2 separate regions of the Homo sapiens genome follow, and region 1 is linked to region 2. Evidence: read pairs that join two places in POLR2A ChIA-PET (ENCODE). Cell type or tissue: OCI-LY7. All regions are shown on one strand. Links, peaks and the distances in the headings refer to the core of each region. The heading gives the core; the rest is flanking DNA.

Evidence for each region. ChIA-PET counts read pairs that join two places held together with the same protein. Peaks named below come from ENCODE experiments on the same cell type or tissue, not always from the same donor. Only the 100,000 strongest peaks of a DNase experiment are listed, where the experiment ranks them.
Region 1: POLR2A ChIA-PET joins it to region 2 with 6 read pairs; 3 of 35 experiments call an interaction of 5 or more read pairs at or near these places.

The regions. Positions count from the first base shown.
Region 1 is chr3:123,227,307-123,235,600 of GRCh38, forward strand. The region is part of intron 4 of SEC22A (SEC22 homolog A, vesicle trafficking protein); the gene reads left to right. Among named protein-coding and RNA genes, the nearest start is that of SEC22A, 30 kb to the left of the region's middle. RefSeq lists a silencer at 1,853-2,053. In OCI-LY7, for the core only: no CTCF peak of the experiment used is centred there; no DNase peak of the experiment used is centred there.
Region 2 is chr3:123,148,929-123,157,222 of GRCh38, forward strand. It overlaps PDIA5 (protein disulfide isomerase family A member 5), which reads left to right. Exons shown (of 17, transcript NM_006810.4): 14 at 1,306-1,436; 15 at 6,043-6,113. Among named protein-coding and RNA genes, the nearest start is that of MIR7110, 8.7 kb to the right of the region's middle. RefSeq lists enhancers at 5,200-5,700, 7,742-8,241. In OCI-LY7, for the core only: a CTCF peak has its summit at 4,433; a DNase peak (open chromatin) is centred at 4,393; H3K4me3 peaks cover 560 bases; H3K27ac peaks cover 2,569 bases.

The sequences.
Region 1 (8,294 bases), core at 2,061-6,060, 78 kb after region 2:
TCCTTCAGCAGAACCAGAATAACAGTTAAGTCAGCAACTGTGTGTCCTTTCCATCCTCTTAGACTAGTCTACTTCATATAAATATCTCCAATTCACCAATGAGAACACATGGACACAGGGAGGGGAACATCACACACGGGGGCCTGTCAAGGGGTTGGGGGCAAGGGGAGGGATAGCATTAGGAGAAATACCTAATATAGATGATGGGTTGATGGATGTGGCAAACCACCATGGCACATGTATACTTATGTAACAAACCTGCACGTTTTGCACATGTATCTCAGAACTTAAAGTATAATAAAAAAAGAAATAAAAATGTAAGACAATATCAACTATAGAATACAAAGCAAACACATTTATCATTGTATATTGACAAAGGGCAAAATTTTCAATTAAACTGCAACAAACATGCACCTTTTTGAATCACGAGGTCAGGAGTTCAAGACCAGCCTGGCCAAGATGGTGAAACCCTGTCTCTACTAAAAATACAAAAATTAGCTGAGTGTGGTGGCAGGCACCTGTAATCCCAGTTACTCGGGAGACTGAGGCAGAGAATTGCTTGAATCCAGGAGGCAGAGGTTGCAATGAGCTGAGATCGTACCACTGCACTCCAGCCTGGGTGACAAAGCGAGCTCCATCAGAAAAAAAAAAAAAAAACTCCAGTTCACTTAGCCTTTTCATTTATGGCATTTCAAGTTCTCCCCATCCTAGAAGCTTCCTCTAGACATGCTTTAGTTTGTTAATATTCTTTAAATTTGGACTGAATACAACACTTCACATACAAATGTGGGAGAAGAGGGTAACAAATTTCATTAAAATAATCCAGTCAGTTAGTAAACAAGCAGATAACAATAACAAGCCCAGTTGGTCAGGGGTGGTAGGGGGAGAGTGGGCTAGTACCCACATTGTTACAATATGTTATCTAAAATGTCCAATTTCCAGTAAATTATAAGACATGCAAAGAAACAGGAAAATATGGCCAGGTGTGGAGGCTCACACCTATAATCCCAGCATTTGGGAGGCCAAGGCGGGCGGATCTCCTGGGGTTGGGAGTTCACGACCAGCCTGACCAACATGGAGAAATCCCGTCTCTACTAAAAAAAAAAAAAAAAAAAAAAATTAGTTGGGCAGGGTGGCACATGCCTGTAATCCCAGCTACACGAGAGGCTGAGGCAGGGGAATTGCTTGAACCCAGGAGGCGGAGGTGGCAGTGAGCTGAGATTGCACCATTGCACTCTAGCCTGGGCAACGAGAGCGAAAACTCCATCTCAAAAAAAAAAAAAAAAAAGAAAGAAAATATGACCCACACACTGTGGGCATGGGGTAGAGGGGACAGAATGTAGGTAACAGAAACTGCCTCTGAGAGCAATCAGCTGTCAGATTTAACAGACAGAGGCTTCAAAGTAGTCATTATAATCATGTTCAAAGACTAAAGGAAACTATTAAAGGAGTAAAGGGGGAGGTATGATAATGTTGCATCAAATAGACAATACCAATAAAGAGAAATTATTTTTAAAAAACACAGTGGAAATTCTGGAATTAAGTAAAATTACTAAAATGAAAAATTCACTAGAAGGGCGTAACAATAGATTTGAACTGGCAGAAGAGTTAGCAATTTGAAGATAGATTGATAGAGATTATCTAATCTGAAAAACAGAAAAAAGAATGAAGAAAAATGAATGGAACCTCAAAAAAATGGGGCATGCTAACATAGGTGTGATAGGATACCGAAGAAGAAGGGGGAGAAAAAGCAGAAAAAATATTTGAGGAAATAATGGCTGAAAAGTTCCCAGATTTACTGAAGAACATTAGTCTGCTCTTGCAGGAAGCTCAGTGAACTCCAAATGGGATACACACGAGATCCACAAATAGATGAATCATAGTAAAATGCTGAAAACTAAAGACAAGGAGAAAGTCTTGAAATCAGCAAGAGAAAAAGAACTTGTCACTTACATGAGTTTACCTGTATAACAAACCTGTCCCTGAACCTAAAATAAAAGTTAAAAGGAAACCAAAACTCATCACTTACAGTGAACCTCAATAAGATTAACAGCTGACTTCTTAGCAGAACCAATAGAGACTAGTAGGCAATGGAATGACATACAAATTGCTGAAAGAAAGAAAATAAAAACTACCAGTAACCAAGAATCTTATATCTAGCAAAGTTATCTTTTAAAAAAATGAAGGCAAAGTAAAGATATTTACAGATAAATGAAAGATAAGAGAATTCGTTACTAGCAGAAACACCTTATAAGAAATAATAAAGGAAATTCTTGGCTGCATGTTGTGGCTTACGCCTGTAATCCCAACACTTTGGGAGGCTGAGGCGGGCAGATCACGAGGTCAGGAGTTCAAGACCAGCCTGGCCAACATGGTGAAACCCCGTCTCTACCTAAAATACAAAAATTAGCTGAGCATGGTGCCACACGCCTGTAATCCCAGCTACTCAGGAGGCTGAGGCAGGAGAATTGCTTGAACCCGGGAGGCGGAGATTGCCGTGAGCCGAGATCGCGCCACTGTGCTCCAGCCTGGGCAACAGAGCAAGACTTCATCTCAAAAAAAAAAAATAAATAATAATAATAATGGAAATTCTTTAGGATGAAAACAAGTGACCCTAGAAAATAATTTGAATCCATTTGAAAAAAAGCAAAGAACAAGGGTAAATGTAATTAAGTAATTAAAAAAGACAGTAAAGGCCCGGTGTGGTGGCTCATGCCTGTAATCTTAATACTTTGGGAGGCCAAAGTGGGAGGATCCCATGAGCCCAGGAATTTGAGGTTGCAGTGAGGTAGGCTGCCCTCCAGCCTGGGCAGTAGAGCAAGACTCTGACTCGTAAAAATACATTAATGCATTTTTCTTCTACTCTCTACTCTTAACTGATTTAAAAAGTGATCATATAAAACAGTGTATATATAATGTCATTTGGGCCTATAACATATAGAAATGTAATATGTTTTCGCATACAGCAAAAAGGACATGGGTGGTATTAAAGTTGTACTGGGATAAGGAAATTACTCCAGATGATAATTCAAATCAACAGGAACTAATGAAGGAAGCCAGAAAGATAAGATAAATATTAACAAGAGCTATAAACATATAATTACTATCCTTTCTTAGCATTTTTGGAAGACATAAAATTATAGAAGGTCATAATTTATAACAATGCATTATGGAGTTTGTGATGTTTATTGATATGTATAACAGCAATACCACAAAAAGGAGATAAAGGGAATAGAGCTATATAGGAGTAATGTTTCTGTGGCTCATTAGAATATAGTATAAATTCTTGCAGTTAAGATGTACATGGTAAGCTTAGAGCAACCACAAAGCAAATAAAAAGTAGTGAAAAATTATTAAAGTAAAATACCGTACTACCAAATATTCACTTCATGCAAAAAAAAAAAAAAAAAAAAAAGTGAAGGAGGGATAGAGCCAAAAAAGGCATGAGATGGATAAGAAAAAAGGGAAAAAATGGCAGATGTAAATCTATATCAGTAATAATGTTATATATGAATGGATTTAAAAAGTGTTAATATATTAAATAATCCAGTCAAAAGATGGAGATTGTAAGATTGGAGTAAAAATAAAAACACAAGATGCAACTATATGTTGTCTTCAGGAGACATACCTTAGATTCAAATATACAAATAGATTGAAAGTCAAAGGATAAAAAAAGATAAATGAAGAGGAAAAGAGAGCTGGAGTACCAATACTAATATCAGACAAAATGGACTTTACGACAAACATTGGTATGAGAGGTAAAGCATGACATTTTATAATGATAAAAGGGTGAATCAATTAAGATAGAGCTATAAACATACATGCATTTAACAACAGAGCCCCAAAGTACATTAAGTAAAACCTGCCAGAAGTGAATACAGAAATAGACAATTGAACAATGGTAGTTGGAGACTTAAATACACAACTTTCAATCATGGATAGAACAATTAGGCAGAAGATAAGAAAATAGAAGACTTGAACACCTGCACCACCATATGCCAGTGAGACATAACAGACATCTATTAGGATACTCCATTTAACAACAGAATTTATGTTCTTCTCAAGTGCATGTGAACTATTCTCCAGGATAGACCTTATGCTAAGCTAAACAAAACAAAAAGAAAAACAAAACCTTCATAAATTTAAAAGGATAGAAATAGTACAAAGTATGTTCTCCAGCTACATTAGATGAAATTAGAAGTGAAAACAGAAAGAAATTTGGGAAACTCACAAATATGTGGAAGTTAGACAGTACATTCCTAAATAGTGAATGGGTCAGAGACTAAATCAAAAGGGAAATGCGTACTTTGAGATGAATGAAAATGAAGATTCAGCATACCAAAACTTACAGGATGTAGTAGCAAAAGCTAAATTTAGAGGAAAATTTATCGCTGTAAATGCCTATGTTTAAAAAAACAAAAACCAGATTTGAAGACAACTTTCCACTTAAAGATAATGGAAAAAGAAAAGCAAATTAAACCTAAAGCAAACAGAAGGAAGGAAATAACGATTAGAACAGAAACAAATGAAATAGAGGATAGGAAAACAGTAGAGAAAAATCAACAAAACCAAAAGTTGGTTCTTTGAAAAAACTGACAAACCCTTAGCTAGATTGACCCAGAAAATAATTACTCAAATTAGAAATGAAGGGGCCAGGCACGGTGGCTCATGCCTGCAACCCCAACACTTTGGAAGGCTGAGGTGGATGCATCACTTGAAGCCAGGAGTTCAAGACTAGCCTGGCCAACATAGCAAAACCCCATTTCTACTAAAAATACAAAAAATTAGCTGAGCATGGTGGCACGTGCCTGTAATCCGAGCTGCTCAGGAGGCTGAGGACGAGAATTGCTTAAAACGTGGGAGGTGGAGGTTGCAGTGAGCTGAGATCACACCACTGCACTCCACCCTGGGTGATAGAGCGAGGCTCTGTCTAAAAGAAAAAAGAAATGAAAAGGATGGCATTTCTACTGACCTTCTAGAAATAAAAAGGATTATAAAGAATACTATAAACAACTGTCTCCCATTAAATTCAATAACTTTGATGAAATGGATAAATTCCTAGAAAAACACCAACTACTGGTAATGATGCAAGAAGATAATATGAATAGATCTGTAAAAGCAAAAAGATTCAATTAGTAATAAAAACTACCCACAAAGAAAACTCCAGGCCCAGATACATTTACTGGTGATTTTTACCAAACAGTTAATGAAGAGTTAATAACCAGTTATTTACAAACAGTTCCAAAAAAACAGTAAAGGGCCAGATGCTGTGGCTCACACCTGTAATCCCACCACTTTGGGAGGCCGAAGCAGGTAGATGGCTTGAGCTCAGGAGTTCAAGACCAGCCTGGACAATGTAGTGCAACACTGTCTCTACAAAAAATACTTCCGTATTCTGTGAGGCCGGTATCATACTAATACCAAAACCAGGCAAAGTCATCACAAAGAAAGTAAAATGCAGACCAATATATCTTATGAATATGGACACAAAAGTCCTCAGCAAAATACAAGCAAACCCAATCCAGCAACGTATTTAAAAAATTAGGCCAGGCGCTGTGGTTCATGCCTATAATCCCAGCACTTTGGGAGACTGAGGCAGGAGGATCACTTGTGCCCAGGAGTTTGAGACCAGCCTGGACAACATAGGCAGACCCCATCTCTACAAAAAATTTTTAAAAATTAGCGTGATGGTATGCATGTGTAGTCCCGGCAACTCAGGAGGCTGAGGTGGGAGAATCATTTGAGCCCAGGAGTTTGAGGCTGCAGTGAGTAATGATGACACCACTGCACTCCAGCCTGGGTGACAGAGCAAGACCATGTCTCTAAAAGAAAAAATTACAGTTATGTGCTACATAACAACATTTTGTCAGTGATAGACTGAATATATGGTGGTGATTTCAAAAGATTATAATAGCATATTTTTACTGCACCTTTTCTATGTTTAGATACACAAATACTATTGTGTTACAGTAGTCTACAGTAGCCAGTACGATAACATGCTGCACAGGTTTGTAACCCAGGAGCAATAGGCTATACCATATAGCCTAGGTATGTATTAGGGTATACTATCTAGGTTTGTGTAAATACACTCTATGACGTTTGCACAGCAATATCACCTAATGACACATTGTTCAGAATGTATCCCCATTGTTAAAGGATGCATGACCTGCATAAATCCTGACCAAGTGGGATTTATCTCAGGTGTGCAAGGTTGCTTTAACATCCAAAAATCAATTAATGTAATATATTGATAGAATAAGAAATGAAAAACACATGATTATCTCAATACATGCAGAAAAAGCATTTGACAAAATTCAACAGCCTTTCATGGCAAAAAAACAAACAAACAAAAAAAAACACTCAACAAACTAGGAATAGAAGGGAAGTTCCTCAACTTGATAAAAGTCCCTTATGGAAAACCCACAACTAACATTATATCTAATGGTGAAAGACAGGATGCTTTTTCCTAAGATCCAGGGACAAGACAAAGATGTCTGCTTACACTACTTCTAGTCAACATTATACTGGAAGTTCAAGGCACAGCAGGCCGTTGGACAAGGACAATAAATAAAAAGGCATGTAGATTGCAAAGGAAGAAATAAAATAACACCATTCACATATGACGTAATCTTTTATATAGAACATTCTAAGGAATCCACTGAAAAACTATTTGAGAACTAATAAATGAGTTCAGTGAGGTTGCAGGATACAAGATTAATATAAAAAACAATTGTATTCTATACACTAACAATGAACAATCTGAAAATGAAATTAAGAAAACCCTATATACTGAAAACTTTAAAACATAATTGAAAGAAACAACACCTACATTAATGACAAATAGTCTCATGTTCATGGATTGAAAGACAGTATTATTTACATGGTTGTACTTCCCAAATTAATAGAGAGATTCAGCACATTCTTTATAAAAATCCCGGCTTTTTTTGTAGAAATTGACAAGGTGATCCTAAAATTCATATGGAAATGCAAGGGATGGAGCATAGCCAAAATAATCTTGGAAAATCTTGGAAAAGTACAAAGTTGGAGGACTCACACTTCCAAACTTATTACCAACCTACAATTATCATGACTGTGTGGTTCTAGTTTAAGGATAGACACATAGATCAATGGAGTAGAATTGAGAGTACAGAAGTAAACTCACTATGGTTAACTAATTTTCAACAGTGATGCCAAGACAATGGTGAAAGAATAGTCTTTTTGACAAATGGTGCTAGGACAACTAGATACCACATGCAAAAGAATGAAGTTGGACCCCTACCTCAAAAAAAATATATAAATTAATTAAAATGTATCAAAAACTTAACAACAAAACTATAAAACTTTTAGGAGAAAACATACATATAAATCTTTGTATAATCTTATATTAGGTTTTTAAGACTTAACACCAAAATCACAATGAAAAAAGAAAAAATAGGCTGGGCTCAGTGGCTCACGCCTGTAATCCCAGCACTTTGGGAGGCCAAGACAGGCAGATCGCTTGGTCCCATGAGTTCGAGACCAGCCTGGGCAACATGGCGAAACCTCATCTCTACAAAAAATACAAAAATTATCCAGGCGTGGTGGCGCACGCCTGTAGTCCCAGCTACTCGGGAGGCTGAGGTGGGAGGACGGCTTGAGCCTAGGAGGCGGAGGTTACAGTGAGCTGAGATCGTGCCACTGCACTCCAGCCTGGGCAACAGCCAGACCTTGTCTCAAAAAAAAAAAAAAAAATAGATAAGGTGGACATCATCAAAGCTAAAAACTTTTTTGGAGACAAGTTCTTACAATGTTGCCCAGGCTGGTCTCGCACTCGTCGGCTCAAACAATCCTCCCACCTCAGGCTCTAGAGTAGTCTGGATTACAGGCATGTACTACCTCACCCAATTCAAAATTAAAAACTTTGTTCTTCGAACGACACTATTAAGAAAATGAAAAGGCAACCGACACAATGGGAGAAAATACTTGTAAATCATATGTCTGATGAGGAACTAGTATCTAGAATATGTAAATAACTGTTACAACTAAACGATAAAAAGACATAATCCAGTTTAAAAATGGAGAAAGGATTGGACTAGGCATTTTTGCAAAGAAGTTGTACAACTGGACAATTAACACATGAAAAGATGTTCAACGTCATAGTCATTAGGGAAATACAAAGCAAAATTACAAGTAGATGCCACTTCATATGTATTAGGATGGTTAAAATTAAAAAGATAGACAATAACAAGTGTGGATGAGGATATAGAGAAATTGGAATCTCCATACTTTGCCAGTGGGGTTGTAAAATTATGCAG
Region 2 (8,294 bases), core at 2,104-6,103:
ACAGGCAGGTGCATAGGCTGCCAGGCTGTGGGTAACTGAGATGCGCCTGCCAGCAGGCCAGCCTGGGGAGGCAGTGTTCAGGGAAAAGGCAGAGCAGAAAGGTCAGATGAGTGGTGTCAGCCATGGAACCAGAGAAGCTGGAGGACAAAGACAGGGAGGAAGGCTGGGAGGGGCCCGTCTTAGTCACCAGCACAGGAGAAGGTGAGAGGCAGGGAGACTGATTTGGGAGGAGGAGGGAAGAGTAATGTGTTCTAAGTCATGGTGGATTTGAGGTTACAATGGGACTTCCAGCTGGAAATGCCTGAAAAACACCTGGAAATAAGGAGCTTGGATGAGAGGTGAGGCCTTAAGTTCTTCTCAGCCATGGAAATCACTGGAGCCATGCAGAGGAATGAGATCTTTGAGAATTGCAAGGGCTCAGAATAGAACTGGAAGCACAGAGAGGGCTGCACTCAGCTGGTGCAGGGGCTGTGGCACAAGCCCAGTGGGAGACGTGGCAGCGTGGGTGTAGCCCTCTCCCCAGAAATACTCCCAAGAAGGGGAGCTGAGTTATAGAGAGGGAAGCAGGGGAGCAAAAGCTATTGCAAGACCCTGGAGATCCATCCTTGCATGAGGCAGAGTGGAGGGACCCAGTGGACAGCAAGAGACTGAGAAGCAATAACATTTATCCAATGCCTGGCATTTATTAGAGCATCTAGGCTCTCAGTAAATATTAGTTCCTTGACTGAGTAGATGCTTTTCATACATTCTCTGCTCTTCATAAAGATCCCATTGTCCTCATTTAACAGAAAAGAAAACGGAGGCTCAGAGGGGTTTAGTAACTTACCTAAGGTTGCACAGCTGGTAAGTCATCTGGACTTGAACCCAGGCCCGCCTCACTCCTTGGCCCATGCTCTCCACCAGAACAGAAGCTGAGAACCAGAAGATAATGAACGATCATGTAGGGTCCTAGAGGGGGCAGAAAGGAGGGGCCTGGGAGTCCAAGCAGAGGTGCCTCTATGCTCTTGTCAAGGAGTTCGTGGCCCACAACTGGGGGGGCTGCCCTGACCTGAAATGGTGTCAAGTCTTCCATATTTTACAAAATGGCTCCTTAATGGGCTCCTCAGAGGGAATCAGGGAAGGTCTTTGCTGGTGGCACAGATTTGTTTGTGTTTAAACTGTGGTTTTAAAATGAAATTTTAGAAGGATTGTAGTGGTTTCTTCATGCATGTTCCCCCGAGTGGTTGGGACATTGAGGGTGGATTTCCTTGCCCATCTAAAAATCTCTCCTTATGGCTGCCTCCCCACTCCCCTGGCTTCTTGCAGCCCTGAGGCCCCCCCGCCCCCAGAGCCCACGTGGGAAGAGCAGCAGACAAGCGTGTTGCACCTGGTGGGGGACAACTTCCGGGAGACCCTGAAGAAGAAGAAACACACCTTGGTCATGTTCTACGCCCCTTGTAAGTAGCTTGGGTGCTCACTGAGTGGCACAGTAAGAGGGGTTTGGCCCCACCAAACCAAAAAGACCCGCACACCCACCCCAGGGACCAAGGCAGCCGCTGATGGATCCCAGGGTCATCTCCATTATGAACCAGGCTCTCCAATTTTATTCCAGGCTAAGAGGTCCTTCAAATCCAGGGCCTCCTTTTGTCAGACTCGTCGGGCTCTCCTTCCTTTGGGGCAGCCTTTCTCGTGTCTGTCCTAAAGCCCTCTGCCTCTGTGCTCGTCCCCTCTTGTCCCTGGGCTCCTCCATGCCCCTGTCCCCTACCTGCACACTTCCCACCCCTCAGCTGTCCCCGCCCCCTCTTCCTTCTCCAGACACTGACTTATCTTCAGCACCTTGGAACCCCCTCTCCCTGCCCTTCCAGATGGCTCTGGAGCCGTGGCATAGGCACAGCCACATTCGCTCCTGAGCTCCTGTGCTGTGCTCGTTTTAATCAGAGCTCAAGCTGAGGAAGTGACACGTCTGCCGACATTGGCATCGGTGACCTCAGGTTTCTGTGTATTCCCATTTTGAAGTTGTTAATTGATACTTACAATGAAAGGTTCTTAGAATTTCCCACTCTCTGCTGCCCTTCTCTCTCTCCCCCAGGTTACAGCTCAGCTTAATGGAGTGAGGATAATAAAAGCTGCAGTCTACAGAGAAGCCAGGCAGCTCCATCTAGCCATAAACCTGCTCAGTTGTAGCTGGCCCTCCTGTTGGCTCCCCCGTCCCCACCTTTCAAGTGTCAGTAATCCGTGGAGTCTGTGTGTTCTCAGGGTCTGAGAGGGGCCGCCACAGCCTCAGCCCCTCCTTGAGGCAGCCTCCCTGCCCATCTCTTTCTGCCTTTCCTTCTCAGAGTGGGACTTGTCCTCTCCCAGTCCCTTACAGAGCTTCCGGCTGTCCTCTTCGGTCTGTAGAGTGTGCCCAGAAGCCTGAAAATTTTCGGGAGCTGACATCTTCCCTCTGGCATTAGGGGGTGGAGGACTGAGCCTTGCCCAAGGCCATGGGGCAAGTTAGTGGCAGGCCCCTCCCGCAGCCTGGATGGCTCTCTCTATGTCACAGGCACAGTCCAGAGAGTGAGAGTGTTTTCAGCAGCAAGTGAGAACCTGGCTGCAGGAGTGGAAGCCCTTGACCAGACGAAATACTTTCCCCCAGACCTCTGGACCAGAGCCCAGTGCTTCCTCTGCCTCTCTTCAGCTCCTCCCTGACTGAGGGGCCTTCATAGCAGACATAAGCCCCCCGCCACCCTGACCCTGGCTGCTGGGACCGACAGGTGCTTGAATCCCCAGGGAATCTGGGAGAGACTCTTACCCTTTTGGGCTGCCAAAGATCTACAACTCCTTCCTTCCTGCCTGCCTGCCTGCCTGCCTGCCTGCCTGCCTGCCTGCCTGCCTGGCCTGCCTTCCTGCCTGCCTGCCTTCCTGCCTGCCTGCCTGCCTGCCTTCCTGCCTGCCTGCCTTCCTTCCTGCCCTCCTTCCTTCCTGCCCGCCTTCCTGCCTGCCTTCCTTCCTGCCTGCCTTCCTTCCTGCCTTCCTTCCTTCCTGCCTTCCTTCCTGCCTGCCTTCCTTCCTGCCTGCCTTCCTTCCTGCCTTCCTTCCTGCCTTCCTGCCTTCCTTCCTTCCTTCCTTCCTGCCTTCCTTCCTGCCTGCCTTCCTTCCTGCCTGCCTTCCTTCCTGCCTGCCTTTCTTCCTGCCTTCCTTCCTGCCTTCCTGCCTTCCTTCCTTCCTTCCTTCCTTCCTGCCTTCCTTCCTGCCTGCCTTCCTTTCTGCCTTCCAGCCTGCCTGCCTTCCCGCCTGCCTTCCCACCTGTCTTCCACCTACCCATCAAATATCAGCTCTGTGCTGTGCAGTGTCTAGGGCCCAGGGTACAAGGGAGGGAGACATGTCCCTGCCAGGCCTTGAGGGGCTCACTGTCTACCCTGACAAAATTCTAAACACAATCCATCCAGGGCAGGGTCACTGAGTGACTCAACCTCTGGCAGAGGGCTTGGTCCTTAGAGTTTCTTCATTTCTGTTACTGCGTTTTTCTGTCCCTAAACCTTGCCCCAGGGACATACATCTTTATCAGTGGGTTACAGGGGGAAGACTTTCCAAGGACAAAAAAGATACATCTTTTGACTTTTTAATAATGAAAATAATAATACCTATTTTTATATATAAATATGGCATATACTATATACTTTTTATATATGAAGGATCTAAACACTACAGAAATGTCAAATAGTAAAGTCAAATGCCTGATAGAGGTCTAAAGGAAAAGCAGCATACCCACACGTTCCTGCTCCCCTTCTAGCTGCCTCACCCCAACATCTTACCTCCCCTCACATCTCTCCACCTCCCACATCCCTTCTCCCACCATGTCTGCCCCTGCATCCTGTCTCCCCAGCTTCTGCACAGCTCTTCCTCCTGCTGTTTCATTGTTCCTTTTACGCTGAATGGTCTGGTCATGGTGACTGCCCTTCTCAGGCCAGCTTGGCGGAGTCTCTAGAACTGCAATTGTCCAGCCTGTCCTCAGTCTTTGTTCCTCTTTCCCCACTCTGGGAGGCGTCTTTGGTTTTCTGCTACACAGAGGCAGTGCCTTTTTTTTTTTTTTAAGCCTACATTAAATAAAAAAAATCATCCACATCTGGCCCTCCTGACACCTCTTGGAAGCATCTTCATGCACTTTCTGAAACAGCCCTCCCTCCCATTACTCATTGGCCCCACTCTTTCTTTCGGATAATGAGAAAATTAGATGCAACAGAAAGCCATTAATCTGAGGCCTAGATATTTTAAATTGATGGTAACAGGAATTTACACTAGGCTGACAGTTACCTTTAGACTTTCAATGAACAAAGAGGTTAAAAAGGAAAAATTAATAGTGAAACCAGGTTTTGAGGAAGGGGGGTGGTTATTTTCGCCAGCCTAATGCTATTATGGGCATAGGCCACACACAAGGGGCCTGCAGCTGCCTGCAGGAGCTGTCTGTGACATACCTTGTTAACCAGTAGATTGCGCTCTTTAAGTGTTTTGAAAATTTTATAACATCATCCCTTTATAGTGTGACATTTTCATGAATTTGAGCTATTTTTCTTTCTGTTATGTCAAATTAGTGAAGTGTTACTTGTAATTTCCATTTTAGGCTATTAAAAAATCATCCAGTCTCTGCCATGAGCTAGGCTGTGCTAGGCACATTGCTAAGCTGTGCTTGTCTCATTTCTGATATAACCCATCACTGGCCCAGGTCTCTTCTGCTCCTTCTGCATGAGACTTGGCAAAGCCCTCTACACCCCCACCCCCCATCACCCCCCACAATGCTCTGGGCCAGCTGGCCACTCTGCCAGCCAGGCCATGTGGGTGGTCCTGCTCATCTCAAGACTGGCTCAAGGACTAAATTCAGATTAAACTTGTAGCTTAGCCTTAATTTGGTTTCACAAAACCCTTTGAAATGCCAGTCATTATTATCTTATTTTAAAAAGGAGAAAGTAGATGAGCAAAGCCGTTTCTGTTCCCACCGTGGCATCTCTGCCTTCCCGAGGCTGAGGGAGGCTGGCTGACGTAGAGGTGTGGGCTGGAGCCTCCCCTTGCTCAGGGAAACCCTCCCCTCAGAGCCCTTCTGTGCCCTGGACAGTTCTGTTCACCAGTGACTGGGAAAGGGCTGAGAGAGGAGGGGGGTTTGGGTTCTGATCTGTTAGTGCTGAGGGAAGGGCTGGATCAGCCTGCAGCTCCTGGGCTCACCAGGACAGGAGGAGAAAGTGGCCCCCACAGAGGTCCCTACCCTGCTTCTGAGACACTGAGGTCAGAGTTGGGGCTCAGGGTGATGCCCAGAACAAGAGACAGATGCTGGAGGTAGGGGCCCCAGTATAGCTCAAAGGCCTTAGGCTGCTCTGACAAGCCTTCTCCCTGGGACAGGGAGCATCAAGGGACCTGAGGACTGCCTGGTGACTTCCCGTAGCTCCTCTCCCTCTTACCCTGACCATGGCCTTCCTGTTCCTGGCTTTGAGGTTCTGGTTATTGTAGAGCAAAGAGTAGATGGAGACCTGGGGACCAGGGCCTGATTTGGCTGCTCACAGTCTGGGCTGGGTGGAGGTTGCTAGGAATGCAGAAGTTAGCAGCAAATCATGAGCAGTGGGTGCAGAGTAGTTGCCCCAAAATCCCCCCACCCTGCATTTCCCAACGCCACTTCCTCTCAGTCAGGAAATGGAGAGATTTGCTATTGTCCCTGGAGCAAGAGAAGATTGTAGCGGCTCTGAGAATCCCGTGCCTTCCTCTTTAAGCCCAAAGCTCCCTCTGCCCCCAAGATCAGGCTGTTCCTCGTCCTCTGTGGAAGGAGCAGAACTAGACTACAGTGACCATCGCCCCCCAGCCTGGGCAGGAGCATATGATGCTTGTGACAGGGACTCCTACCAGTCCCCCCTACCAATAGATCAGACATGGGTGGGAGGTGGTTAGAGTGGCAAGGTTGACAAAAGGACCCTGACAGTGTGGCGGGCAGTGGGGAGCTCCTGGAGAGCCCTCTCTGGAGCTTTCAGGAAGGGTCCCTGGCCCTGCAGCCTCCCTGCACATGCATCACAGTCCTGTGTGCTCTCTTCCCCTCTCACACAGGGTGCCCACACTGTAAGAAGGTCATTCCGCACTTTACTGCTACTGCTGATGCCTTCAAAGATGACCGAAAGGTAAGGACAGCGCTCTTCATCTCTTGATCTGCCTGCAGCTAATTCCTACACCTTCCTTCTTGTCATTCAGGTCCTTCCCCAAACAGGGGCAGGTCTGCTAAGACCTGTAAGCAGGAAATTCCTTGGGAACCAGGACATTCTCTTTAGAAGGAAGATAGGGCAGGCTGGATTTATGCTGCAAAATCAACTAAAAGGGATATGCTGAACCATTCCAGCACTTACTTGGAGGAGAGGGATGGTTAAAGGGGTCATCTATTTACTTTTTTAGTGTTTGAACCTTTTTACTGTAGGATTGTCATCATGCATTACTTATATAATTAAAAATACAAATTTAAAAATCCAACAAAAGTCAACTGGAGGATGCCATGGTGGAGGAGAGCAAGGCCATGTCAGTGGAGCCTCGCCCTGCCTAAGTGAAAGGCTCCTGCAGCTGCCGACTGATGAAGCATAAAATTAACAAGCTAGAGCTGCAGATTGGATTAGAGTGCAGGGCCTCCAGGCGCGTCCCCCAGGCACATCCCCCAGGCAGCTGGTGCAGTGGGGGCTTCTGCTGGGAGAGGGCTTGTGGGGCAGGGAAATACCCCTGAATTCGGGGAAGTGTGATTGACTGCCAGCCTTTGAGTTCCCTTCTCATCCATGCCAGGCGGAGCACTGGTGCAGAGGACTGCAAACATTCCTCCCAGCCCTGAGACTCAGTCATGGGAACCTCTGGCCTAACAGGCCCTAGAAGCTGGCAGTCACGTGGGATCTGCATTCACACACACCCAAACCCAGAGTCACGTGCAGGGGTGCCTTACTTTCCTGGGTGGAATCCCAGGTGGGGCCAGGGCAGGCTGGAAGGAACCAAGGCCAGGCATAAGCTGAGCATAGAGTCCTAGATGATAAACAGGCCAAGCAGGCCTAGACGGAAGTTCAGCCGAGGCAGGAAAGGGGAGCAGGTATTAGTGGAGCAGCCCTCACAAGCAGAGACAGATGACCATCCCAGGGCCGGGTGGGCAGGGTTTGAAGTTTTGATCAAGGCCAACAGGAGGTCAGGCCTAAAGGTACCATCCAGACCTTGTGGGAGCAGAGATACAGGTGCTAGGATCACCTTAACAGGCCCAGAGACAGTGGCAGAGATGGGGTAATGAGAACTTTACAGGGACATAAAGCCAAAGGAAGCCAGGCTGGGGACAGGCCCATGCAGGCAGAGTGGGGATGAACTGGGAACCTGATTCTCACTTAGACCCAGAGCCCAGGACTCTCTCTGGAGTCAGGAGGTCCCATTGTTACCCGAAAGCCCTGGCTGCGGCTTTGAGGCACCCCTCACCCCCACCAGAAGGGAGTACAAGGACCAGAAGCGTTTTCTCCTCTGCCTGCCCCTTTCCCTGCACTGAGTGGGGTATGGCAGCAGGGGCTTCCTTCCCGTGTCCATGTCCCTCATTGTTCCCACCCACTTGTGCACAGCACAGGGTAGTTGCTCCTGCTTGGTGGTCCCACGATATCCAGCATGGCCTGGGCTGCCAGTCCACAGGACCGGAATAGCTGCCACTCTGTATTGACGTCCATCACGTGCCACCCAGAATGCTGGGTGCTCTGGGCAGCAGGAGAAAGGCTGAGGTGTGCCATCTCCCTGTCCCACTGGACACTCAGGTCTCCATAGGCCCCAGGAGATCTGTGAGGGTCCTGAGGCATGACTGGCAGACAGATCCTGGGCTTGCCCTCCCAGCCATGCTGGGGAGCATGGTGTCAGGGAGCGTGGTCCAGCTGAGGCACCGAGGGGGCTGGGGAAACCCTGAAGGGGCAGCCCCATTGACGTGGCCCCTTTCTGCCCACTAGACCGCCGCTGAGGCTGTCCTGTGGCCTGACCCACATCAGTGCAGGTGAGGCCAGACTTGCCAGGCCTCCAGCGGGCAGCTGAGAGCCCACGTCTTCTCTTCCCATTCCCCCTGCACTGCTACATGGGGGCCCATTTCCTTGATGCTCCCCTCCGCTTAGACACTGACACACCTTTGCTTGATTGTCTTGGGCCAGTGGTGTTGTGGCCTTTTCCTGGGTTCAGTCCTCCTGTCTCTTATTCCCTCTGTCTCTCCTTTCAGCTTCCTTTATTCCAAGCCAGGGATCACCCTCACTTGCATTCAGGAATGCACTTCATAACCTCTCTGTCTGAGGCAGGTGGCCTGCCTGGGTTTCCTGGAGGTT